Regions from separate parts of the Mus musculus genome. Here all the other regions are linked to region 4. A link is a loop called in an ENCODE intact Hi-C map of the cell type or tissue named here. Cell type or tissue: heart. All regions are shown on one strand.

What was found. Hi-C counts contacts between places; a loop is a spot of excess contacts. Peaks named below come from ENCODE experiments on the same cell type or tissue, not always from the same donor. Only the 100,000 strongest peaks of a DNase experiment are listed, where the experiment ranks them.
Region 1: a loop joins it to region 4, with 4 times the contacts of the local background. A loop is called at or near these places in 13 of 42 quality-filtered maps.
Region 2: it touches region 4 in a loop (5-fold over the local background); 21 of 42 quality-filtered maps call a loop at or near these places.
Region 3: it touches region 4 in a loop (10-fold over the local background); 33 of 42 quality-filtered maps call a loop at or near these places.
Region 5: a loop joins it to region 4, with 9 times the contacts of the local background. A loop is called at or near these places in 30 of 42 quality-filtered maps.
Region 6: a loop joins it to region 4, with 2.7 times the contacts of the local background. A loop is called at or near these places in 12 of 42 quality-filtered maps.

Annotation. Positions count from the first base shown.
Region 1 is chr7:98,084,963-98,088,962 of GRCm38, forward strand. It overlaps Myo7a (myosin VIIA), which reads right to left. Exons shown (of 49, transcript NM_008663.2): 16 at 422-559. Among named protein-coding and RNA genes, the nearest start is that of Myo7a, 33 kb to the right of the region's middle. In heart, a CTCF peak has its summit at 1,578 (motif pointing left); a DNase peak (open chromatin) is centred at 559; H3K4me3 peaks cover 526 bases; H3K27ac peaks cover 1,039 bases.
Region 2 is chr7:98,101,379-98,105,378 of GRCm38, forward strand. It overlaps Myo7a (myosin VIIA), which reads right to left. Exons shown (of 49, transcript NM_008663.2): 4 at 1,172-1,324. Among named protein-coding and RNA genes, the nearest start is that of Myo7a, 16 kb to the right of the region's middle. In heart, a CTCF peak has its summit at 2,087 (motif pointing right); DNase peaks (open chromatin) are centred at 1,703, 2,473, 3,283, 3,913 and 1 weaker place; H3K4me3 peaks cover 603 bases; H3K27ac peaks cover 2,751 bases.
Region 3 is chr7:98,118,134-98,122,133 of GRCm38, forward strand. It overlaps Myo7a (myosin VIIA), which reads right to left and starts at 1,360. Exons shown (of 49, transcript NM_008663.2): 1 at 1,143-1,360. Capn5 (calpain 5) reads right to left here. Exons shown (of 13, transcript NM_007602.4): 13 at 3,426-4,000. In heart, a CTCF peak has its summit at 2,327 (motif pointing left); DNase peaks (open chromatin) are centred at 1,418, 1,768, 2,308 and 3,852; H3K4me3 peaks cover 742 bases; H3K27ac peaks cover 1,626 bases; H3K27me3 peaks cover 490 bases.
Region 4 is chr7:97,743,777-97,747,776 of GRCm38, forward strand. No RefSeq gene overlaps it. Among named protein-coding and RNA genes, the nearest start is that of Aqp11, 7.5 kb to the left of the region's middle. In heart, a CTCF peak has its summit at 1,716 (motif pointing right); no DNase peak of the experiment used is centred here; H3K27ac peaks cover 499 bases.
Region 5 is chr7:97,840,665-97,844,664 of GRCm38, forward strand. Pak1 (p21 (RAC1) activated kinase 1) reads left to right here and starts at 2,275. Exons shown (of 15, transcript NM_011035.2): 1 at 2,275-2,477. In heart, no CTCF peak of the experiment used is centred here; a DNase peak (open chromatin) is centred at 2,357; H3K4me3 peaks cover 978 bases; H3K27ac peaks cover 716 bases.
Region 6 is chr7:98,069,953-98,073,952 of GRCm38, forward strand. It overlaps Myo7a (myosin VIIA), which reads right to left. Exons shown (of 49, transcript NM_008663.2): 28 at 3,168-3,294; 29 at 2,420-2,539; 30 at 1,881-2,054; 31 at 950-1,177. Among named protein-coding and RNA genes, the nearest start is that of Myo7a, 48 kb to the right of the region's middle. In heart, no CTCF peak of the experiment used is centred here; a DNase peak (open chromatin) is centred at 1,839.

The sequences.
Region 1 (4,000 bases), 340 kb after region 4:
TAGTAAAAAAAAAAAGAGGGACCTTCAGGCAAAGGAGTCCAGAAGGACTTCATGGAGGAGGTGGGCCCTGAATTGAGAGGAAGAGAGCTTTCAAGGGAGGGGCCCCAGCACGAGCCACACTTGTATTTACTAAGCACTTAACAGGCACTCTACAATCTTCAGGCATGGTCTCTGGGGAGTTTTCATTCTCAAGGACACCGAGGCACAGGGCAGTGTCTGACTTAGGTACAACCGCCCAGCTGGGAGATAGCAAAGCCAAGGTTAAGGTGACTGTGGAGCCCCTATGCCCTCAGCAACTTGACAAGCCCTTTAGTCTCCAGAGAGAACAAGGCTTTCTTTCCACTGCCCACCTACCTCATCCATTTTGCCCCCTCCCTTCCCACCCTCCACCCCTGCCCACCACATCCCCTCTGAGGCTCACCATGGGCTTCTTGAACTCATTGGGTTTGATACAACGCACAAAGAAGGGCTGGCAGGCGCCCAGTGTGCGCATCAGCAGCTCCAGAGACCGCTTGAACTGGCTGCTGAGTGTAGGCGAGCGCTTCCTGGTCTCGGCACCCTGTGGCAGAGGACAGACAGACAGTGATGGGAGGGGCCACCTCTTCCCCCTCCCACCCTCCAACAGCTGTCCTGGAGGGAGGAGAGCACCAGGGAAGGTCACCAAGGTCAGTCAAGGGGTAGTTGGGGATCTCCTGTGACACCCCTGGTCTGGGCTGGAGCTTGGACCTCAGACACCCACTACAGGGAGCTCCAATAGTGTCGTCTAGACCCCCCACTATCAGCTGGGAGACTCTGGGCCAACATCAGTGCCTCTCTGTGTAAAGGGGTTCACACTTAGTGTCCTCAAGATACTGAGGTCATCTTAGTGACAGGAGTTAGGCAAACCTAAATTCAAGCCCCATGTATGGCCTAAGCTGACCAATAAAGGGTGCTGAGTCTGTACTGTTTCCTAAGTGAAAACATTGCCATCTACCCGCCTGATGGGACAGGTGGAGAGTCCAAGTGCAGTAAGCGGCCACCTGGGGTGGGCACTGCACCCCCTGAGAACCTTGGAGGTAACAGCACAGCTCATGACCTCCCCTCCTCTGCTTATAGGATTAGTGATCAGGCTGGGGCAGTGTGGGTGACCTGGACAAGCCTGCAAAGACAGATTTTTGTGCTCCCAGCTGCTGCGTGAGCCACCCAGGCTCTCTGCACCCCTGCCTATATGTTGTCTTCTCAGAACATTGGGAAATAACAGGGATAAAGGGGACTCGGGAAGAGCTGAGGTCAAGAAAACAGGAAACGAACCTTCTAGAACATTGCAGAACTCAGATTAGAGAGAACACGGTACTACTACATACTATTTTCCTGGCCATTTTTGTGTGAAAACTCACTAGTAAACTTGATTTTGTTGTAAGCTTTTATATTTTTAGAGCTATAATTCAATCCTGCCCTTTAGCATCAAAAGTATGGAGTGCAGGGAGCTGGAGAGATGGCTGAACAGAGAGAAGAGTCTACTGCTCTTGCTAGCAGCTCACAGCCTGTAACACCAGCACCAGAGCATCTGGTGCCCTCTGCTGACTTCTGAGGAGTCCTGCATACCTGTGCTGCATTTATATACGCTGGGCACACACACATAAAATAAATACTTTAAAATCTGGAGTGCAGAGCACGTGTATGGGGTATTTGGAAGATAAAGGTGCTTAACTCACACTAAATCCAGGAGCTATGCTAGTCAGCCCTGTAGGAAAGCAAATGTTTTGGTTCTGAAACAAGAAGTACTTTTCATCTCAAGTTCCACTGAAGAACATTCAAAATTTCGTTCTGGGGATCTAGGGCTAGGTTAATATTTGTCCTGCCTTTTCAGGATTCTTGATTCAGCAACAGCACATACACACTGAGCGTGTAGTTTAAAACAGAGCACACACAGCACATAGCATACATACTCCCAGTGTACACATCTCACCATGCACACAGTCCCACACAGAACATACACACATGCCACACACACACACATATACATAACACACATATATGCATCATATGGTATTATGCACACAGGTGACACCTGGGCATGCAGATGCTATACATGCAGTACATAACACAAGCACTACATGCACATGTGTAGCGTGCATACAGCATTCATACCATATAGCAGACATGACCTGTCCACACCAGGCATGCATATACCACACAAATCACTCACAGAATGCATACTCCACATGAAAATGCATATAATTCACACACAGCATGCATGCCATCCAGAATAAATGCACACATATGACACAAACATGGTAAGAGCACAACACTCAGCACACTTTCTGAACATATCCTGTAAAGTACATGTGGCATGCATACTCTGTGCATACATGCATCATGCTCGCTCCCCATGACATCGACACACAGCAAGCACACCCTGAAGCACTCATGCATATACATGACATACATACACTAAGAAAGAGCACACGACACACCTCCCTCACAGCACACACCCCTGCATGCACAAGCATAACACACACGACACCGGACAGGGCACACACCCTTCAAGAGTCTGTCATCTTGAAGTTGCTCCCTTCTGTCTGTCCTCCCTGTTGGGGCCTCATGAGATCAGGTCTGCCTCACTTACTTCTGTGTCACCAGGGCCTATGTGCACCAGGACATACATAAACTCCTCGGTCACCTGGGGTATGACTGCACAGCTTCCCGGTGTCCTCTATGGTGCGCAGACTGTCCCCTTCCAGCTGTTCAAGTCAAGTCCTTAGGAACTTTCCTCATGACCCTTCTCTTATATGGGACAAGCCAACAGGTCCTTCCCAGAATCTGATGCTACCTACAGCTGCCACGGCTGGGTCCTGCCTCAGCCTATCTTTCTCCTTTCCACATTTTGGCCTTTGCACTGGACTCCTGCCCTACCACCATGTCAGGCATTCTACAACCCTATTTACAAAGCAGCTGGGGGCCAGGGTAAGGAAACCAGCCACATCCCTCCCCACTCAGGACCGTCCAGTGACATCAGTTCATTCCGGGGAAAGTCAAGGTCCCTACTAGGATCCATGACAGCCACAGAATCTACTCCAGGAGCCTCTGGCTCCCACCATGGGCTTGCACCCTTCCTGGGACTCCAGCCTCCTGGTTCTGCCTGGAGCACACTTGGAACTTTTGCACATGCCCATCCCTCTCCTTGCAAAGCCCATCTTGGGGAGGGGTAGTGTTTCCAGTTCCTACCAATTGTCCAGTAATGCCTGTCCTGTGCCTCATGTACAATCACAGGGCCTACCACTGACCCCACCCCACCCCACCCCCGGCCTCATCCCGATCCATGCCCTCCCCCCATAACACTGCATGATTTAGTAATTTACTGGATCTCTCACTAACCCTCTGCTGGAACACTAGACTAACTACGGGGTTTGGTTTGGCTTGGTTTCCACTTGTTTGTTGCTGTGTCCTGCGACTTAGGCAGTATGCGGCATATGGAAGGCACTCAATACGCATTTGTAGACTGAAAGAGTGAATGGCTGAGTAGGTGAAGGGGTGTGCGGGATTTGCTCTCCCTGCCTCAGCCATACAGGTTCTCATCTGGCTCTGTTTTATTCAAGGGAAAGCATCCTTCCTGGTGATTACCGATTCCTGAATCATCAGTGGATGTTCAGGGATGAAGCAAAGATTGAAGCCAAAAAAGTTCAAAGGCCAATGTGCAGAGGGCACAGAGAGGGTCTGAGGGAAGGCAGATGTCACCATGGTGTCAGTATCTGCCAATGAGCAGAAGAGAGCAGCTGTCCTGTGGACCTGACTGGGATGAGACACTCATTCAGGTACAGCCATGCCTGGAAAGATGGCCTACCTCTGCTCCATTGACCCCTATGTCAGTAGGTTAGGGCAGGTCATGATGCCCTGAACTGCCCTGGGGCAGCAGGCACAAGAGTCAAAGGATGAGAACTCAGGACTTGCCCAAGCAGTGGGGCTTAGGTTTCTGTAAGCATGCACTGTAGGTGTACACCCGAGGGAAGAGCTATAGCTA
Region 2 (4,000 bases), 360 kb after region 4:
CGAGTACACACAGTCTTTCCCCTGTGGCACAGTGAGGAAGGTCCCATTGCAATCAGTCAGAAGGAAATCTACAATTTATAATACACACATCTGGGTAAAACTTAACCATAAAGGGCCAGCAAGACTGTCCGAGAGGTTAAGGCTCTTATTGTGTAGGCCTGTTGGCCAGAGTTTGAGTCCCAGAACCTGTGTAAAAACTTTGACGCATCTGAAATCCCAGCACTCCTACAAGAGAGTTGGCTGGAAGCTCTCAAGCCAGCTAGCATAGAGCATGCAGGACAGTGACAAGAGAAACCCTGCCTCAAAACACAGTGAAAGGAGAGAGATGGCCCCCAAAAGCCATTCTCAGCCCTCCACATGTGGCGGCTCTAGCCCACACGCACATAAGCACATACGATAAATAGTTCATTTTAAAAATAATTCTCAGAACAAGGCCCTTTTCATCAGTAGGAGGCCAATGCCAAGAAGATTCCTATCTTTGCAGAGTTACAAGTTGCTGCAACTCCAGATATGAGATCTGGTCACATTGCTTTCTAGATACACCTAGCCTGCCATTTTTGATGAATAAATGTCTTAAGCTTTCTTTTTTAATTTCTAATACCATAAATATCATCTTATGATCCAAATAAGCAGAAGTCTTTGGTTTCCTCAATAATTGTAAAAAGCTTTGGGTTTGGTGAAGTCAGTTTGCTAAAGGTCTTCAGGGCGTGTGTCCTGCCTGGCATAAGCACCTTTGTCCCTGATGTCCCAGCTGGGTGAGATCAAATTTATTATTTTCTCTATGGAAGCACTTTTCTGCATTCCACTAAGATCCAGTGGTGTTTCCATAGGGAAGATGATCTGGTTGGTTCTAATGAGAGTCTGTGGTCCTTTTTCCTTCCTAAGGACTCATACTTCTTAGCTTGCCTCCACTGGTCTTGAGGCTTCAGGGTAACAGCCCCCAGCTCCCTAACTGGAAAAATGCTAAGCCTGTCCCTAGCAACCTGGCCTTCAGTTCCCAAGCCTCTGAGGCCCATAAACAACTCCTGCCCCAGACTTAGATCTAAAGAGCCCAGAGCCTGGACCCAGGGAGGGGAGGGGCCTCAAATGGAGCACCCACAACACAGCTGATGAAGTCCCAGGAGTATGGACCTCTGGGTGCGGCACAGGAGTAGCCATGGGTAGTACTCACATAGATGAGGTGGTCCCGGTAGCGAATGAGAAGGTTTCGAAGGATGCCTGCCTCGTTGAGATCCCCCAGGCGGATCATGTCCTCCACGCCGTGCACCGATGTGGGGTGCATTGGCTTGATGTGCGTGGCATTCTGAGGGGATATCCAGTGTTCCTGCAGGGGGCATAGCGCTTCATGTCAGCTGCTGCTCCTGAGCCCAGGCTGGGCAGAGGATGTGTCTGTTCTGACTGGCTTGAATCTGGGGATTTTACTGGTCTCTTCCCATCAAGACATCCCACAGACACATAAGGGGAGCAAGGCCAAGATGTTGCCCTCCACCAGTGGTTATCATTAAGGGCCTCAGGTCCCCCAGTCACTTTGAGAGGTAGAGATGGAAGCACAGTAACTCAAATGTGAAGGGCTCGGTTTCACATCCAGGCATCAGTAAACAAATACATAAAGCAATATGGTCAGGGAGTTGTTCAGAGCTGCTGTGGGGAGGTGCTGAGAACTAGCAGAGACCTGACTGAAGAGAAACTTTCTGTAAGAAGTGAAGAGGGAAGGCCAGGCCAGGGGCCAGGCTGTGTGAGTGTGGCTTGTGAGGGCTGGGCAGGGACCGTAGCAATGGGCATCTGGCCCCAGAGTGTTCGTCACAGACCTGGCTGGTAAACAATATGAAGCTGGAGAGGGGAGACTTTCTGGACCTGTGAGCTAGGTGGGAATTACAATAATCTCTCTCTCTCTCTCTCTCTCTCTCTCTCTCTCTCTCTCTCTCTCTCTCACACACACACACACACACACACACACACACACACACGCACGCACGCACGCACGCACGCACGCACGCACGCACGCACGCACGCGCGCGCGTGCTTCACTTTCTTGCAGTAATCTCTGCAGCCACCAGATGGCAGACGAGGGCATCTAGGAAGGTCTTGAATTCTTCCCTCTGGAGAATAGAGCCTCAATTTCCTGGGATCGCTGGGGTCAAGAGCCTTTTCATATCACCAGACTCTGACCTGTGGTCCCGGCTATGGCTCCAACCCACCCACACTCTCTTTCCCTCACCTTGAGCCAAAAATAAACATGGTTTCTGCCGATAGAGGGAACCTCTCTGCTCCAGCCTCCCAAATCCATAGGTCTGCTAATAGATGTAACACACCTGTCAAGACCCTGCAAACTTGTATCTCCTCTAGCTGTTCTTAGATGTCGCCAGCTCCAACGGGAGTCCCTAGGAGGAATCTGGCTTCAGTCCCAGGCTGTTCCTGACAGATCTGGTCACGTGACTTTGGCCATCCCACTCTCTAATGGCTGCTGCCATGACAGCCACACGCTGGTCCACACTTTTCCTCTCCTCTGGCTTCAGCTCAGCCCCTGCTTCTAGGGGTGAAGAGGTAGCTCACCCATCTGCTCAGAAGGGGCAGCCAGAGCCCTGCTCCTGCCTCCCTAGCATTCCATGGCACTCCAGCAGGAAAACTTAATCCACTCCAGGCCCTCACCCAGCCGTTCCCAATGCACCAGGGGCCCAGCAGTGACGTCAAGGACCTGTCTACACTTCGAGCACCATGTGGAACATTCCTCTCTCCCAAACGCTCTGATAAAAGCTGATCCATTTGGAAATTTTCCTTTGCCTGTCCCTGGCCCCTGCATGGAACCAGAGGACCGGGCCTCTGGGCAGCTCTTTACTGCCTTTTGCCCCACCCTCTGATCCATAATTCCTTCCAAAATAGGTCAGTTAACTCAACAGAGCTACTGTGGGCAGATACTGAGGACTGTTGCTCCAAGGAGGGAGCATTTAAGCTGAGACCTGAATGAAGAGAAAGTTTCTATAAGAAGTGAGGAAAGAAGGCCAGGCTGAGGGCCCAGCAAAAACAGTCCTTCCAGGAGGGTGTGGGTAAGGGGTTGGCAAGAGCAATTGCAATGGGAATCTGGCCCCACCAGGGTGTCTTTCACAGGCCTGGCTGGTGAATTCTATGGAGCTGGGGGAGGGGGAGACAGGACAGAGGCCAAGCAGTTTACACCACCTTCCTGGCTCCTCACACCTCCTTCCTGGGCCGCTAGGGCCTAGTCCACAAACAGCAAAGATAATAGTGCTTCTGTCCCGGAGAGGGGGAGGGGAAAGTTATCGCCTCTGGAGAATCCTGTCAGGTGTGCAGGTCATTGGGGCCTGGGATACACTCGGCCAGGTATGGGTTGGACACCCTGAGCCACCAGGTTCCAAAGACCACGAGTGTTCTCTTCACGACACATATCGGAGAAGTGGGACCTGGCTACACAGTGGCAGTCAGACTCAATGTTAAATGACAGGCCAGGTTAAGAAGTGCAGCCGAACAGCTCCACCTCCTATGTGGGAGGATGTCCTGCTGAGGGTAGCGGCTCTCTGGTCAAGGTCCACAGCCCACAGCAGAGGCCAAAGTGTAACAAGCCTAGTATGGGAGCATTGGTTCTGAAGGACAGAGTGACAGAGACAGCGAAAAAGACAGGAAGTGTCTGAAGACTGACAGAGACAAAAAGGGCAGAGACACAGAAGAAAGACAGAGAAAAGGAGGTAGGGAGAGAGGGCAAGACAGCAAGGTACATAGAAATGCCACAGACAGTTCTGAGGACCGGGTGGGTGTGTAGGTGGGGGACATCTGGGAAAGAGCTGTCTGGGAAAGAGGACAGGCGTTCTGTGGAGGGAGGTGGGGTTTCCTGGCAGGCACAGGAATGCATTGTGCAAAGGCAGGAAGACCAGAGCTTCCTTGGCCCTGCAGTGTTCTCCCGAGAGCCTTTCTGAACACTCTACTGAGCTCTGCCAAAGCAGATGTGACTGCCCAGGTCCCTCCTCTCAGGCCACCGTGTCAGTGAGAG
Region 3 (4,000 bases), 370 kb after region 4:
TGGCACTAAGTAAGATTTGGACTCTGCTCCTGGTTCAGGACTGCTTTAGGAGTTTTAGGACACATGGCAGAATGATCTAACACCTGTTCGTGGCCCTCATCTCTTACCTCATCCAGCACAGAGCTGGACCCAGGAATAGGCTCGAGATGGATTTGCTGCCTCGAGTGTGGTCACCAGAAGCAGCCCCAGCCCATAGGTCTTGGTGTGAGGCCCCTCCATCCCTGCCTGGCCTGCCCCTCGAGTGAGCATTAAGTTTTCACAAGGGTCCATTCAGAGGCACTGGGACATCTGATCCTCTGCCCACGACACTGCCTGACACCTGAGCCCTGACCCCACGCCCTGGGTCTCTATGGGCATATGGTCCTTCGGGAGACCTACACCACGCTGGGGTCCTGGCAGGGGGATAATCCCAAAGGCAGCAGCAGTAGTTATGAGAGCTGGCGTCTGAAGAGGCTGCCTGGCCCCTGCCTCACTCATGCTGGTACAAGGCTGCAGGACAGACTGGGACTGTAGACTTGGAGGGTAGAGCTGAAGACCCATGGAAAAGCTCAGGTCTCTTCTACCCCATGCATGAGGCTCTACCTCTCCATCCCAGACTAGACTAGTGTGTAAGACTGTTGCTTTTCAAATTGAGAACAAAGAACCATAGTTTTTTGTTTTGTTTTGTTTTTTTCCCTAGACCCACAACTGATTTTACCTTGACCCCTGGGCAACCCCAGATGGTAACCTTCATGTTCTTGGGTCACGGATAGAGAATGTAAGGCACACAAAGAAGAAACAACGTGTGCAAGGAGAGATAGATTATCAGGGAGATGACCAAAAGACCAAGCAGAGAGAGGCATCCACACTTGCCCCCCCAGCCTCCACTCCCATCTTTCACCCCTGCCTCTGGATACCCCTGACCCAGCTCCAACCCGGAAACAACTCCACAGGCCCTGTGCTCTTCAGCTATTCCCTCATCTAGGGCATAAGCCTCCATGTGCACGGCTCGGGGCATTTTCTTTCCATGCCTATGGTGGCAAGGCCCCTGTAGGTTCAGGGGAGTCCAGTCCCAGGAACCTAAGGGCAGAGGCTCCAGAGGAGGCCCCAGCCTGTAACTCCTCCCCAGTCCAAAAGTTCCAGCCAGGGCAGCCCATCCTTACCTGGGTTTTATCCACACCCTCCGAGTCACCACCTCCCAGCCAGGAGCCAGGGGTCACAGGTCAGGAGGACTCTGGAAGCTGAGGCTGGAGCCTGCAAATTTTCAGCTCCAGCTTGAGCCTTGATCTGCTGCTGCTGTGGGCTTCCCTTGGGCTACTCTGTTTCTTGTCTCCCTGGGTCACTCTTTCTTTCTGTTCAGGGCAGCTGTCCAGCCTGCACTGCCACCCGCCCTCTCCCTCCAAAGCCTTCTCCCAGGAGGCGGAGCCCTGGGGGCCTCGAAGGTCTGGATGTGGTGACATCAGCATGAGGGGCGGGCTGTGCTGGGGCTGCTGACTAACGTCTAGAGGTTGCCCAAGGTGCTGTGTAAAGCTAACCAGCAGGGATGCAAGGCATAGAAGCTCCAGGGGGCACTGCTGGCCAGTGGGAACCTCGGGCCTGGGGCCAACCATCAGGACCTCAGGGTCTCTTGTCACATGTGTTACTACCTGCCATCTCTGCATGGTTAGGACACCTGATCACGTCCCATCTTCCTCATGATTTTGCTGGGTCTCAGTTCCCAGTAGCCTCCCCTGCTCACCCAGCTTCCCTCGTCAGGGCACTACTAGAGACCATATAAATGAGCAGGCTTGGCAATACCTGGAGCCTTGGCTGGACACAACATCCAAACCAGGACTCCCCAAGATGCACCCCACCCCCAGGCTCTACAACTGGCCCCCACAGCCTGTCCTAGGAGTCTTGAGTGTGCTGTTATCCAGACAGTTTGCAAAGCCACCTGAGTAGGAGCCACCTCACGCAGGACAGACTTACCCGGTGTGTGTGTGTGTGTGTGTGTGTGTGTGTGTGTGTGTGTGTGTGTGTGATTTAAATGTGTGATTTAAAAAAGGGAGTGGGTGGGAATGAACAGGACACAAATACTCATCATGGTAGATGAGGAAGGAGGCTGAAGGACTCCTCTTCCTCTTCCTCCTCCTCCTCCTCCTCCTCCTCCTCCTGAGACCTGGCCCCTTCTTCTGCCCACACTTGCCAGCTGGGACATCTACTCAGGAAAGCTGCTTTTCGGTGGGGGTGGGTGGGTTAAGGTGGGGAGGGGAATAGGGTGGGGTGGAATCTATAGTGGTATGGAGTGGGGAGAATCAATGGTGCAATGGTGCCACCTGCTGGGCACAGCCAACTGCTACAAGACTAAGGAAAAGCCGGTCAACTTCCTCATACCAGGGTGCCACAGTGAGACCAGGGTCCAAGGTTGACTTGCACCCAACGCAGCCTTCACCTACGAAACTGATACTTATGAGTCAGGTGAGTAGCATGAGCCTACACAGAGTGGGAGAGACACAGGTTGGAGCATCCAGAGCCCAATCGACAAGGCGGCAACTGGGGCAGGTGTGCTTCGTTGAGGCTGAGGTGCATGCTGGGAAGGCAGTGGGTGGGTGAGAAAGTGGTCTCAGAACCATAACGGAGACATTTCCTCAGCACCCAAACTCGGCTAAGCAGGTCACCCGATCGGAGAAACCTAGAAATCCATGCTTGTTTTCCCCAAAACAAACCACCTGAGATGGTGTGTGTCCTTACCACCTCATGCTCCACCGTACCTCTCCAGGTTCTGCCTGTTTTCTGCCCTATCCAGAAGGGGCACTGGTTTCTGGCACCTGAGCCTCTTAAGGGCACCACATCTGAACCACTGCAGAACTGGTCTTAGTTCATACAACCCTCGCCCCTTCAAATCCAATCTATCGTCGTATTCCATCATTTCGTTTTCCACAACCCGACCCAGCTTCTACCCGTGGCCCTGCCCATAAATTCCTAGCTCTAGCTACCGCACCTTCCCAGGATCTCTGCTCTGCCACCTCCGTCTGTGGCCTGCATGTAAGTCTCTCCTCTCCACTAGAACAGGGCACAGATCTTGAACTCAGAGACTAAGAGTCAGCTCCTAGGGACACTGCTTATCAAGGACACTACAGTACTTCGATCAGACATGATTTGTACATTTTCCCCAGTTGCTGGAAGGCTGCTGCAGAGCAGGAACTGTGTGCCCCCATGTCCCCAGGGCCTGAGATGGGCAGAGCTCAGCAAAGCCAGCCCCACACTGACTGGAAGCAGGGAACCTGAAGGATTCCACAGAGCTGGGCTCTGACTCACTAGGTAACCAGCAAGGCCAGCTTTTATCTGTGATTCCCAAGGCCTTCCTTGCTCATCCTTCTGACCAGAGGTCAGCTACCCATTGTGCCCTCTGTCTTTACCCTTGTGTGTGGGGGGGTGCGGGGTACGGGAAAAATGAAACAGACAGATCCCTCTAGAGCGGCAGTAATATTTATTCTGAGAAGATAACAGAGTTCCTTTCCCTTGACCCCAGGGCATTGTGGCCTGGAGGAGTGAAGGCCAGGCCCTGTTGGTTCACGTAGAATACACTGTAGGGCTGATCTCCTGCAATTGGAAGACTACAAGGCCTCCTGGGTGCAAACGATAAATGAAGCCACGGCTATCCCTGCTCCACCCTGTCCTCCCTTGTCCAGTCTTCAAGGCTTCTTGGGGACCGGAAGTTCCTTCACAGCCAGGAGCCAGCCTGGCCTAGCTTAAGAGAGAGGAAGCAAGAACAGGGCTGCTGACCCAGTTCTGCTAGAAGTGGGAGGCAGTGGCTAGATGCCAGGTGAAGCATCGACTCGTCTGCTACTTGGTCCCTGCTCGCCCTGTGCCTCAGAGGGATATGGCTGAGCTAAGACCCCTATGTCAGGCCCTGAGACCCAAGATCGTGAGGCTCACCCTCCCTTCTTGACTGCAGTCTTGGTCTGCAATAGCCATCGAGAAGTGAAGTGATCATGTGACCGTGCGGAGTGTATGATAGACTGATACACAGCGGAAGTGG
Region 4 (4,000 bases):
ACATTAATAACTAAGACATCTTAGCTTTAGTGAAACAACATCAAAGACCTTCTTTGTTCTTTTATACTATAGAAGACAGATCAGAAAGTTAAAATAGAGTACAAAAGAGGCCAAGTTAGTAGCACTCCAGAGGCAGCAAAGTGGATCTTGCAAGCTCAAGGCTGGCCAAGGGGTCATATTGAGAACCTGTCTCAAACAACAACATGTAAAATTACAGTGACAACAACAGCAAAAAGGGCCCCTGAGGGACAGGGAAGAGATACCATTAAGATTTCAGGGAGAGCGCGCGGGGGGGTGGGGGGGCTCTTATGTTTTGTTCTTTAAGCTGACTACTGTCGCAGCTAAAGAGTGACTTCGGTTTGTGTTGGTGCTGTTGTACGGTCATGTGGAAACCAAGAAGGTAAGGAAAATGCTGACACCGAAGTTTGTGAGGGGACTCTCAGGCTAAGGGAGTGGCGACTGGGAGGAGGAGGGTAGGTGGAGAAGAACAAGGAAAAGTACAGGGGACACTGAGGCAGAGAGAAGAGGTCTGGTGGTCCACCAGGGAATGCAGGAAACGGTCAGAGATGGGACATGAGCAGAACCTGGGGAACGGACACACAGTGCCCTATGCACTGGGACAGCACAGCAAAGCCCAGTGGGAGGTGTTCACGTCAGTGCTGTGACAGTACAGGTTGTAGCCGCCCTCGGCCACACGAACTGGGTTCCTGAGATTTCAGATCAAGGCCCAATAATTACTAAGAGTCTGTGCTTATAAAGGGAGGAGGCCCATCTCCCTGCCAAGCCAGGCTTCTTGATGCTTTGTTGCTAAGTTGTTAGCACTAGTCTGCCAGAGCTGTTAGCATTAGGTCGCCAGTTCCACAGGCTGTCAGCTCTCTCAGGAAGACAGGTTCAACCTCTCAGCAGAAGCGGTGTCTTAGAGAAGAGCAGTGGCAGGTGACAGAACAATAGAACCATCCAGGTGGTCTCATTCACAGTGGCAGCAAGGTCTGAATCATCCCTGGTCACATTTATCACATGCTAACAACTTTCCAGAATTTAGCTATGTCTTCTACCTTTATAACAACCCCGTGAGGGTTGGGGTACAGCTCAGTGGTAAAACATTTGCCCAACACACATAAGGCCCTGGGTGTGACCCACGGCACTTCAAAAAGAAAAACAAACAAAACCACCACACAATACCATGAGGTAAGTATTGTCCCCATTAAAACAAAATAAAAACAAACAAACAAACAAACAAACAAAAACCTCAGGGCCTACAAGATGGCTCAATGGGTAAAAGGCTTGTATCAAAATTGGTAAGCTGGTGACCCTAGTTGATCCCTATAATCCACGTAAACTGAGAGGAGAGAAATGACTCAAGAGAGTTGTTCTTTAACCTCCACACATGTGCTGTGACGTGAGTGCCCTTGAATACACGAACACGCACACGCACGCATGCACGCACTCGCACACACACTTTTTACCGTGGATAGTATAGTACCTTGACAATGGGCACGGGCCATCAGTAAACACAAGGAAAGGGAACAAAGCTGTATTGCATTAGAGTTGAGTCTTGATATCTTGTCTTTCTCATGCTACTGATATCAATTCCTTTTGCTTCGTATTAGGAAAAACAAAACGGGTGCTAAGGATACAGAGGCCACAGAAACATGGTCAGGCCCCAGGGCCAATTACCAGCCAGCCTTCTTAGGTAGGACTGTGTGTGGCACATTCTACCACAAGGTGGCAGCACACACACTCATTCCTTCAGTGGCCACACAGGTTTTTTTTGTTTGTTTTTTTGTTTGTTTGCTTTGTTTTTTTTTTCCAGTATAAATGTAGTAAATAAACGGGATACAATGCTGTAACTCCAGCATTCAGAAGGCAGAGGTCAAAGATATGCCACAAGGTCATCCTGGTCTACATAATGAATTCCAGGCCATCCAGGGACACACAACAAGACCCTGCCAAAGCAAGGCAGAGAACCGCTGGCTCAACAGTTAAGAGCGTTCGTGTGGTTCTCTCGCAGAGACCGGAGTCTGGCTCCTTGCACCCACACTAGGCATCTCACAATCGCCTGTAACACCAGCTGCAGGGAATCCAACACTCTCTTCTGGTAGCTGACTGCCCCCCAGCCCTCCCACCCCCCTTACATGCACTCAGACAGACAGATAGGCAAGCACACTAACACATACCATAAATAAATATAAATGTTTTTTTAAAAAGCCAAAACAAAAACAATGCTAAAAATTTATCAGTTATAGTCTATCTTTGATTTTTTTTTTTTTTTACCAGAACTAGTTGGTCTGAAACAGTTCACAGAAATAGTTGACACTGTTGTAAGTTTTAGCATCTTGACATTTGACACCAAGCAAGCAGGAGTAAACAAAACACAAATGTCTTTCAATGTCATGAGAGACTGACACAGAATAAGCCATGGCCACTGACTCTCCGCTCAGGACACGATGGAGGCCTGAACGCCCAGAGCTCCCGCACACCCCTTGGGACAGGGGTTCCCCGGGAAGCTGCTTACCTCAAAGACTGGCCACCTGAATTTGATCTCCTGAGTGCTCATCAGGTGAAAGGAGAGAACAGACTCCATGGAGCTGTTCTCGGCTCTCCACAGGCGCACTACAGTGTGCGCATGTGTGCGTGCACACACATATACAGCCACACTCTCAATTCCCTAGGTTAATTGGGCATGTTGCACACCGCACTCAGAACTCTTGATGCAGTATTTGTCTTATTACTCAACGAGCAATGGCTGCATCTTTAGTAATTACTCATGTGATTTTTGTTTATTGGGGTTTTTTTTTTCTATCATTTGAGAGCCTCAACGATTAGCCCATCTATTGTTCCTCAACCTTGGATGTACTTTGGAATCACGTGGGAAGCTTTAAAAAAAACCTGCAATTTATCTGGTCCCAGTCCCAGAGGCTCTGATTTAGTGGGTATGGGGTGTGAGAGAATTCTTAGCTTTTTGTTTTGGTTCTTAGGTGCTGGGATGGAAGCTGTGGCCTTATGTATATAAGCTATGAGCTATGTTTCCTTTCTTCCTTGGAGTTGTAACCCTTTAATATTATGGTGACACACACCCCCACCACAAAATTATTTCTGTGGCTACTTCCGGCTACTTCATAAGTGTAATTTTGCTACTGTTGTGAACCATAATGTAAATATCTGATACGTAGGATGTATGGTATGGAAATCCAGAGGGGTCGAGACCCACAGGGTGAGAACTACTTCCCTAGATGGCTCTACTATGAATGCAGGATAGAGGAATATTCTTCTATCCTGACATGCTGAGGAGGCTCAAAGGATGGACACAGTTTATCCAGTGACACAAAATTAAGAATGCAAACAAAAATGGCCGACTCAAAGCCTTGGGCTGACTTAGTGCACAGAGCAGTCCCTGGTTCTCTGCTGAGCCTCCAGGCCAGGTCCATCTGTTGTCTAACCCACAGCAGTACAAGCTGTGACTCCAGTGCTTATCATGTGCCAAACACTGAGTAAACCACAGAACACGTTACTTGAATATATCAGCATTCATGGGAGGTGTGAGGGCCCTGTGGAAAGCAGAGGAAGGTCAAAGGTGAAGCAAGAGGCAGAAGCCACTGTTCAGAGAATCCAGGAGGCTAGCCGAGTTCCAGCCAGAGAAGCCAGTACAGTGCTGGATGAAGGCCGACTCTGAAAACCCAGGCTTTTGGGCTGTATTCACCACCATCCACCTTCCCCATCTTACAGAACCAGTCATAACTCAGAGATAAGGAGGTGCCTGCATTCAGTGGAGAGAGAACTCAGCAGTTAAGAGCAATGGCTGCTCTTACAGAGGATTTGGGGTTGATTCCCAGAACTCACATGACGGCTCACAATTATCTGTAATTCCAGTTTCAAGAGGTCAGATGCCCTCTTCTGGCCTCCAAGGGCACCAGGCACACATCTGATACACAAGACATATATGCAGGCAAATACCCATACACATAAAAACATAATGAACATAATGAAATAATAGTTTTAG
Region 5 (4,000 bases), 97 kb after region 4:
AACAAAGAGATCATAAGAGGGAGGTTAGATTTCCTGGAACTGGAGTTACAAATGATTTTGAGCCACCATGTACGTGCTTGGGACTGAACCCAGCCAGGCAACAAGTGCTATAGTGCTGAACCATCTCTCGAGCATTCTGTCTGCCTACCTACCTGCCTGTCTGTCTGTCTGACACTCTCTCTCTCTCTCTCTCTCTCTCTCTCTCTCTCTCTCTCTCTCTCTCGTGTGTGTGTGTGTGTGTGTGTGTGTGTGTGTGTGTGTGAGTGAGGGGGTGGAAGATGGAGAATGGGAATGAATCATGTGTCACGGTGTGCATGTGAAAACAGAGAAAAACATGTAGGAAGGAGGAGTTGGTTCTCCCTACCCTGTGTCACAAAGATGGAACTAAGGTCAGCAGTCTTGGCAGCTTGGCAGTTCTTTTACCTACTGTCCCACCTTGCTGGGCCCAGTTTTTTTGTTTTGTTTTGTTCTCAAATGTAGAAATTCATGTCTCCTTTTCCAAATACTGTAAGTATTCAGGGCTTAGGAAGGGTAAATAATAAAAGAGCTGAGTTCTTTTTATATAGAGTTCTTCCTCTGCATTAGACTAATTTGGGCCAATGAGTGGTAGTGCAGACATTTGTCAGGAAAGATGGCTGCATGTTGTATAAGTCAGGCTTCATGGTGGTCACCGACTCTTTGGTGACCAACAGTTAGTTATCTGTTGTAAACAAAACAGAAATAAATAGGAGGACTAAAAAGAAACATAGGCTTAAGATTCAGTCGGCAGTACATACATGGTTACGTCATTTGCTGGTTGTATAACCCTGGAGCAGTCACTGTGCTTTCTCATCCATTGCTTCCTGTCTTACACCTGCTCTGCTGGGCTGCTTTCCAGCAGCATCTTCAGCATGTGTTACTTACTGTCATCTTAGACGTTTGTTTAAGTTAGTACAGTTTCTGCTTTCCGATGCCTGAAGCTCTAAAAAACTCTTTAACTGTGTACTTGCCCATACTTCTTTCCATTGATCAAGGATCTTTTAAAACATCAATTGTTGTTATCCTGTTTTTTCCCAGAACCCTTAGAGCAGAATCTAAACTTCTGAGCCTGTGAGATGGCTCAGTGCATAAAGATTTCTGGCACTAAGCCAGACAACCCAAGTTTGAACCTTAGGACACATGTGGTAGAAGTAGAAAATTGATTCTCATGAGTTATCCTCTGATCTCTACATGCATACCATGGTATATATGTGCCACCTACCCTCACCCCATAACAAATAATTAAAACCCTCTAAACTCATTAGTTATGGCCTGGAAGAGATAACTGCATAACTTGATTCCAGTCATGCGCCTCAAGGGCAAGGGATGAGTTGGGTGAGTGTAGTGAGTGATGATGGGAGATACTGACTTCTGGGTGTACAGGAAATATGTGAAGGTACATTTTTTAACATTTCAGTCTTAAGGAAGCACCGTTTATTGGGATGGGGAAGACCAGAGTTGTTTCTTTAATGTGTCATCCAGCTCCAAGTTCTATTGTAGTGACTGGTATCTGACAAGTGCTAAAGAAATTCTGAGAGTGGTGTAGGGCCTACTTCATAACTCTGTGAAATAGACATAGGTTTGTAAAGTGTGGGGACACATAGTAAATAGCCCTTAACAAATAGTAGCTGTTGCTGAACTTTCTCTGTTCAAAGGAGGTGGTTGGTATAGGGACCACCTTATTATCTTTCATGGGACACATTTTAGAGAGTCAGCAGAAAAGAATAATTTCCCCCTCTCCATTCTAGTCTGAATGAATCTTGAATCTAATTTGAGTAGGTCTTGATTCCGGGGTTCAAGAGGACTCCCACAGGCTCTAGAACAGCTGTTCTCAGCTTATAGGTCCAGATCCCTTGAGGGGTTGTTGAACTACCCTTTCACAGGGGTCACCTAAGACCATTGGAAATGTCAGATATTTACATTACAATTCATAGCAGTAGCAAAATTACAGAATTACAAAATTATGAAATAGCAACAAAATTAATTTTATGATTGGGGGTCACCACAATGTGAGGAACTATATTAAAGAATCGCAGTGTTAGGAAGGTTGAGAACTACTGCTCTAAAAAGCCTGTCTGGTACCTCTTGTTGGAGCCTGGGTTGGGAGAACAGCAGAGACAATCAGAACATTGGTTATGTATTTGTTTCCCGCCCCTCAGCGCCTCTTCAGAAAAAAAGGGGCGGGGGCAGCGCTCTCCCCGCCTCCTTTCCTTCCTTTCTCTGTTCCTCCCTCCCTCCCCGCCCCTTCACTAAGCCTCTGTGTCTTTGCTGCCGCCCTACGTGGGCCTGAGTGTGCTGCGCCTTGGGAGCTGGGTGGCTGCGCTGCGGCGCTTAGCCGAATCCAGCCTGTCAGGCTGGTTCAGCCCGGGCTTTGTCCCAACTGCTGAGCAGGGAGAGGTGCGGCTCTGCGACAGATACACAAGATCATCAGAGATGCTGGGCCCCGGACCCACCGCCAGGTAATGCTGGCTTTCCCTGGGCCTGGCATAGCTAGACTGAGAGCTGGGGTAGAAGGAGCGGGTGTCTTTCTGCCTTCCGGGGAAGGGAATGGGGAGAACATTACATTTCACTTATATTAAGGGATTCTTAATAAGGAAAGGGCCTGGTGGTGTAACATTGAGATAAGCCCCTCAGGGCTAGGCCTGTGCTGGAATAAGGCATCTGGCTAGGGAAGGTTATGAAGGGGAAGCTGGATTTTTTGGGGAACTGCATGCCTCAGGGGCCCCACTCCTTTGTAAGCATGCTTCTGCATGGTGGCCAGGGTGATGCTTTTCTGTGCCTTGGTTTAGCTGCGGTTTTCCTGGGACCCGGAATACTGTTCTCTGGTTGGAGATGTAGTGAAGATAGGAGACCCCTGCAGCTGTTCCTGGTCAGGCAGTCTCTATGAGCCTTAATTTCCTTATTTGAAGAGAAGGGCTTAGCATTCTGTAACTGTGCCTTTCCTAGGCTGTAAAATTTACCTTGGAAAGGTGAGCTAGGTAGAGACAGAGGAGCCAGCCTTCCATATGCATCTTGCCGGTCTGTTTAGAACCAGTGACTTCATAAAGTGCTAATGCTTCTGTTGGGGCTAAGAGTAGATATGTTGAGTGTGGGGTGTGGGGTTGAGAAGAAACAGGTGAACGCATGCTAATTTTTTTTCCTGAACTGGCCAATTCTTTGATACTTAGATCACTGCTATAAACTAGGCTGTCTTCTCTGGTGCACTGTTATTGATCTGCTAAGTAAATAACAGACCTTGACACTATGTAATATCTTAATCACTGTAATTCCTTCCTTTATTATCTGGCACCAAGAAATACAAATACTAACCTATGCTGATTATTTTGGACCTTTCTCATCTTGGTTACAGAGGAGCTATGCATTCCCTCTGGGAAGCCTTCCTGCTCTTCCTTTCTTCCTCCTCTTCCTGCTGGTCGGCTTTCCTTGCCTGCCCCTCACCTGTTTTCTGATCTCACCAGTTTCCTTTCTTCCTTTCCTTGTCTTCACGCTTTCCACTTCTTGTCTCTTTTCCTTCCATAACCATGGTTTCTTTTTTCTGTTTTCCTTTTTCATTTCTTCCCTGGGTCCTCTTCTTCTTGGTTAGGCTCTCTTCTCTTTTCCTTTTAGAATCTTTTATTGTGCTTTCTCATTGGTAGTAAGTTGCTGACTTGGAGGGACCTTTGCTGTGATGTTTGTAAGGTCCAAACATTCTAGCTTCCTTGTTTTGGACCTAAGCTCTGTTTTCCTTATGTGTCAGGCTGTCTCCTTACTGCCCTCAAGCTGTGTTTTGAGGCTTCCTAATAAGTAGTTATTTTTCCTGGGTTTATTCCCCATCCTTTTCCTTGAGAACCAAGGCAGAATGTGGGCAGAAGGAAAAAATCATGGTAGGAAGTCAGGAGCTTGAAGGCTCGAGCTGGAGAACAAGTACAAATACAGCTAGCTAGGAGACCTTCCTGAGAGCCCCTCACTGAGATGAGGGCTGGGAGATAGCCAGTTTCCAGGG
Region 6 (4,000 bases), 330 kb after region 4:
ATCTACCCAGGAAGAGTCGACATGGTAACCACCTGGCTCTACTTCAGAGAGCCAGGTGAGAGTCTGGCATGGGCTGGGCTCTTCTTGGATGAGGCCTGGTGCCCAGCATGCAGGGCAGAACTCCCCTGGGGCTCTTGGTGTTTCTGTAGAGCAGCAGTGTGACAGAGGAGGCTCTCAGGGACCTTGTAAGCATCTGCTATTTTATAGTTGGTGGGAAAAGTTTCCCAATTTTAGTAGCCAGTATGGTGGCTCTAAAACAGTTGGAATATTAGCTTATCAGCATATACATCATCACTATCAGCACTACCAGTATCACTAATGTCACCTTCACTACCAACACCTATGAATATCAGCAGCAGCATCAGGACCACCATCATCACCAACAACAACCATCCTCAAAATCAACAGCACATCGATCTTTATCCTGCCATCACTAACAGAGCCACAGGTACAGGAAGCACCACCACTATCTTCAAAAACAAGACCCTCGAGTCTGTTCCCGTGGGAGGAAAGACAGGGTCAGAGAAGGACTTCAAAGGGTCACCCACTGTGACAACTGCATGAGCACAGATAGCCCCGAGGCCCAGAAGAGTGTGTGTGTCCTAGGTCCCCTGGAAGGCTGATCCCAGGGACAGGCTCTGAGCCGGCTCGGCTCATAGCATGCAGACCCTGCAAATCCTGATCTTCTCCTTCAGAGCAGTTCCTAGACTAAGAACCATACAAACATGTCCATCACCCCTACTGGTATCACGCAGTGCACTGCAGAGTGCATGAACCCCTTCTCATGGGGAATCAGGATAGCTTTCTGAGCATCCACTGCACACAGCTTGTGTGAGGTTAAGAAGCACTGAATCCACAAGAAACCCAGAAAGTGTCCAACCGCCAGCCAACTGACAACAGCCCTTAGCCTGTGGCCATGGCCTCCCTGTGGCTTGCACACCCCACTTACCTTCTCACACCTGTACTCCCCAAACTTGACTCCTCGCACCACCTGCTGGTAGATGAGGTTCGTGGCCACGTTGTCCTCCGAGGGGTTGTGCCAGGGTGTGAAGACCTCCTTTCTAAAGAAGAGCCTCCATGGGGCGTTGCGCTCCTGAGCACCCTGCTCCTTGGCGTACTGCTCACACTGAGAGATGGCATCCATGACATGGTCACTGCCGCTGCCCAGGGAGGACACCTGTGAGACGGCACAGTGGGAGGACAGGCAGGGCAGGGTCAGAGAAGGACTTCAAAGGGTCACCCACTGTGACAACTGCATGAGCACAGATAGCCCTGAGGTTCAGAGGAGTGTGTGTCCTAGGTCCCCTGGGAGGCTGGTCCCAGGGACAGGCTCTGAGCCGGCTTGTAGCATGCAGTGAGTGCCTTTCAAGGTATGTGTATGTGGGAGTCCTTTTTTTCTCAGAGCAAGGGGTACAGTTAAGCAAGCCATCACTGGAGGCACCAATTCATGAGGGAAGCTCCAGGCAAACTATGACCAAGTGCAAGGTCCTGTCCATGGGTCTTCCCAGTGCCAGAGGAAACTCCAGGCCTATCTCAGCAGGAAAGACTGTGTACTCACACCCGAAGACTCACACAGCTGGAGAAGATGTGGAAAGGGCGAACTAGTGGCTGAGCAGACTTCTACACATCACAGCCACAGATGTGACCCTGGAGAGCAGAGTTGTCAGCCCTCTTTTCTAAGTAGGAAGAGAAGGGCTTTCTCCTGGGCACCCATGGTTGGAGAGAGCTCTGGACCTTTGATCATGGGGTACACGGGTGCCAGAGAGCTTGACACCATTTCTGTAGAGCCTGTTTCCCATAACTTAAGTGACTCACATGCATGCAAACCCCTCAGCCAGCAGGTGGCAGCACTGGGCTGGGCTAGGCTTAGGCCACCATACCTTATCGAACAGAGCGATGTAGAGGGAGAAGCCAAAGCGGTCCTTGAGTGAGATCTTGTCAGCCAGAGCATTGCACAGCTCCCTGGCTGTAGTTGCTGAATCTGTTAGCAGGGTCTTGGTGGTCCCATCCATGAAGGTCACGGGCAACATGATGGGCTTCTTGGACTTGGTGGCCTGAAAGTGACCAAGAGGGTCTGTGGTCTTTTCACTCTCTCTGGTCTGGCTGCCTATGGGGCAAGAGCTGACCCCCATACTACCAGCATCCCACTGGGACACCACCTGGATCTGTCACAGGTATCCACTCTGAGGGGACATTTCGATGTCTTGTGCCAAGGACCCAAGCCTAGTAGGAAACCACCGCAGGAGCATGGCCTTGACTAAGGCCCATGGGCATAAGACAGGCAGAAAGATCCAATCACACTTGGGACTTTCATATTCTGGGGGGGGGGGGGGGGGGTGTTGAGATTCCAGAACCCAAGGACTCCTGCAATCCAGCATGAAAGGGTACTTCCGAGGCATGCTGTGTGAGCCTTGCTGACCTGCAGCTCCAGCCAGCTGGGTGGCTGTGTCCGAGTTCCGTTGACAAAGGTCCTCCTCAGGCGCTCCTCACAGTAAGGAGCATAGCCAGGTGGGCCTCCGTGGATGAAGTTCCGCAGGTACTGCAGACAGAGAACTCAGTGAGGCAGTCTCCACCCTAGCTGCTGCAGCAGCCTGCAGTCTCTCCAGGCACACCCGGGACTGGCTGCTTCAGCCGGGACACCTAGAGCCCCCCTTTCTAGGCCTACTCCTGCTACCCCTAGAATCAAGTGTATGCCCTGCAGCTTGGCAGCAAGGCCAGATAATCTCCTCACCCTCACATTCGACCTCTGCCCTCTCTGTTGCAGCTGCTGCTACCTTTCAGGGCCCCATTTGGTCTCCCCCACTCCCTCCCCCTCATGGCACCCAACTAGTACCCAGAGCCTGGCACAGAGTGATATCAAAGTGCCTGTTCCAAGATATGTTCAGTGCGTATATCCTTATCACACTTGACCTCTGTAGAATGATACTGACAAAGCCAAGTGCTGGTCCCCTGGGCAAAAGGGACCTGGGAGGAAGGGGCTGGGCATGTGTGAGACCATCAAGGACCTGAGAGAGGCTCTGGGAGTATGGGATTCCAGAACTCGAGAAGTCCCAGAGTCCCACATGAGGACTATTTGTGGGGCACCAGAAAGCACATGCCACATGCATGTTGTGTCCCAGCATAGAGGGGCCCTGCACCCTCCTCCCCACCCCAGACCATCCCCCTACCTTAACGAACTTCTCAGAGGGGGCGAAGCAGCCCACACAGAGCGACACGAGGATCCAGCCCCTGGCATAGCTGCTCTTGGATGGGTTGTGTGTGAGCTGCTTACTGATCTGGCAGTAAATCTCGTCCCTAAGTGGGGACAATACCTCAGAGTGACACCCAGCCACCCTTCCACACCACAGCTCTTCTGACCAGCCAGCCTAAGGCTTCCCAGGAGACAGAGACAGACTGGATAAAGAGGCTGAGCAGAGGGTCTTGCTTTAGATTTGGGGGTCACCAGGAATAAGGCATGGGTCAGGTGAGGTCCACCATCCACAAAGTGACCTATATCCTAATGCAAGTTCAAAGGTCACAGCCCCTGATGTCCACCCTGCCTAGCTCCAGGTCAACCATATAGCCCAAGCAAGGGACCCCCACAGTCAGGGACAGTTTCTGTAATAGTGGCTGACATGGCAGAAACAGAGCAGGCACCTGGGAGGGTGTCAGGGCCAGTGAGCAGGGACCCTTACTCTGAAACACAGTTCTCCAGCTTGTGAATGCTCAGTACATGGGTCACTTTGCACTAAGATGAAAACATCTTCTCTTAACAGCATTTTCCTCTGTGGGAGGTCCAAGAGGGCTTACCCACCCAGGACACACACGCACACACACACACACACACACACACACACACACACACACAGTGCTCCTCCTCTATGAGGACAGTCCCAGGTAAGAGGCAGGACTGTCTCATTCAGTAACTTCTCAATCTGGAGAGTTCATGAACCGGCAAAATTTCAAGTTGCCATCTTTTTATCACAAGAAGATAACACATGTGCGTTTAGACCTCTTGCCC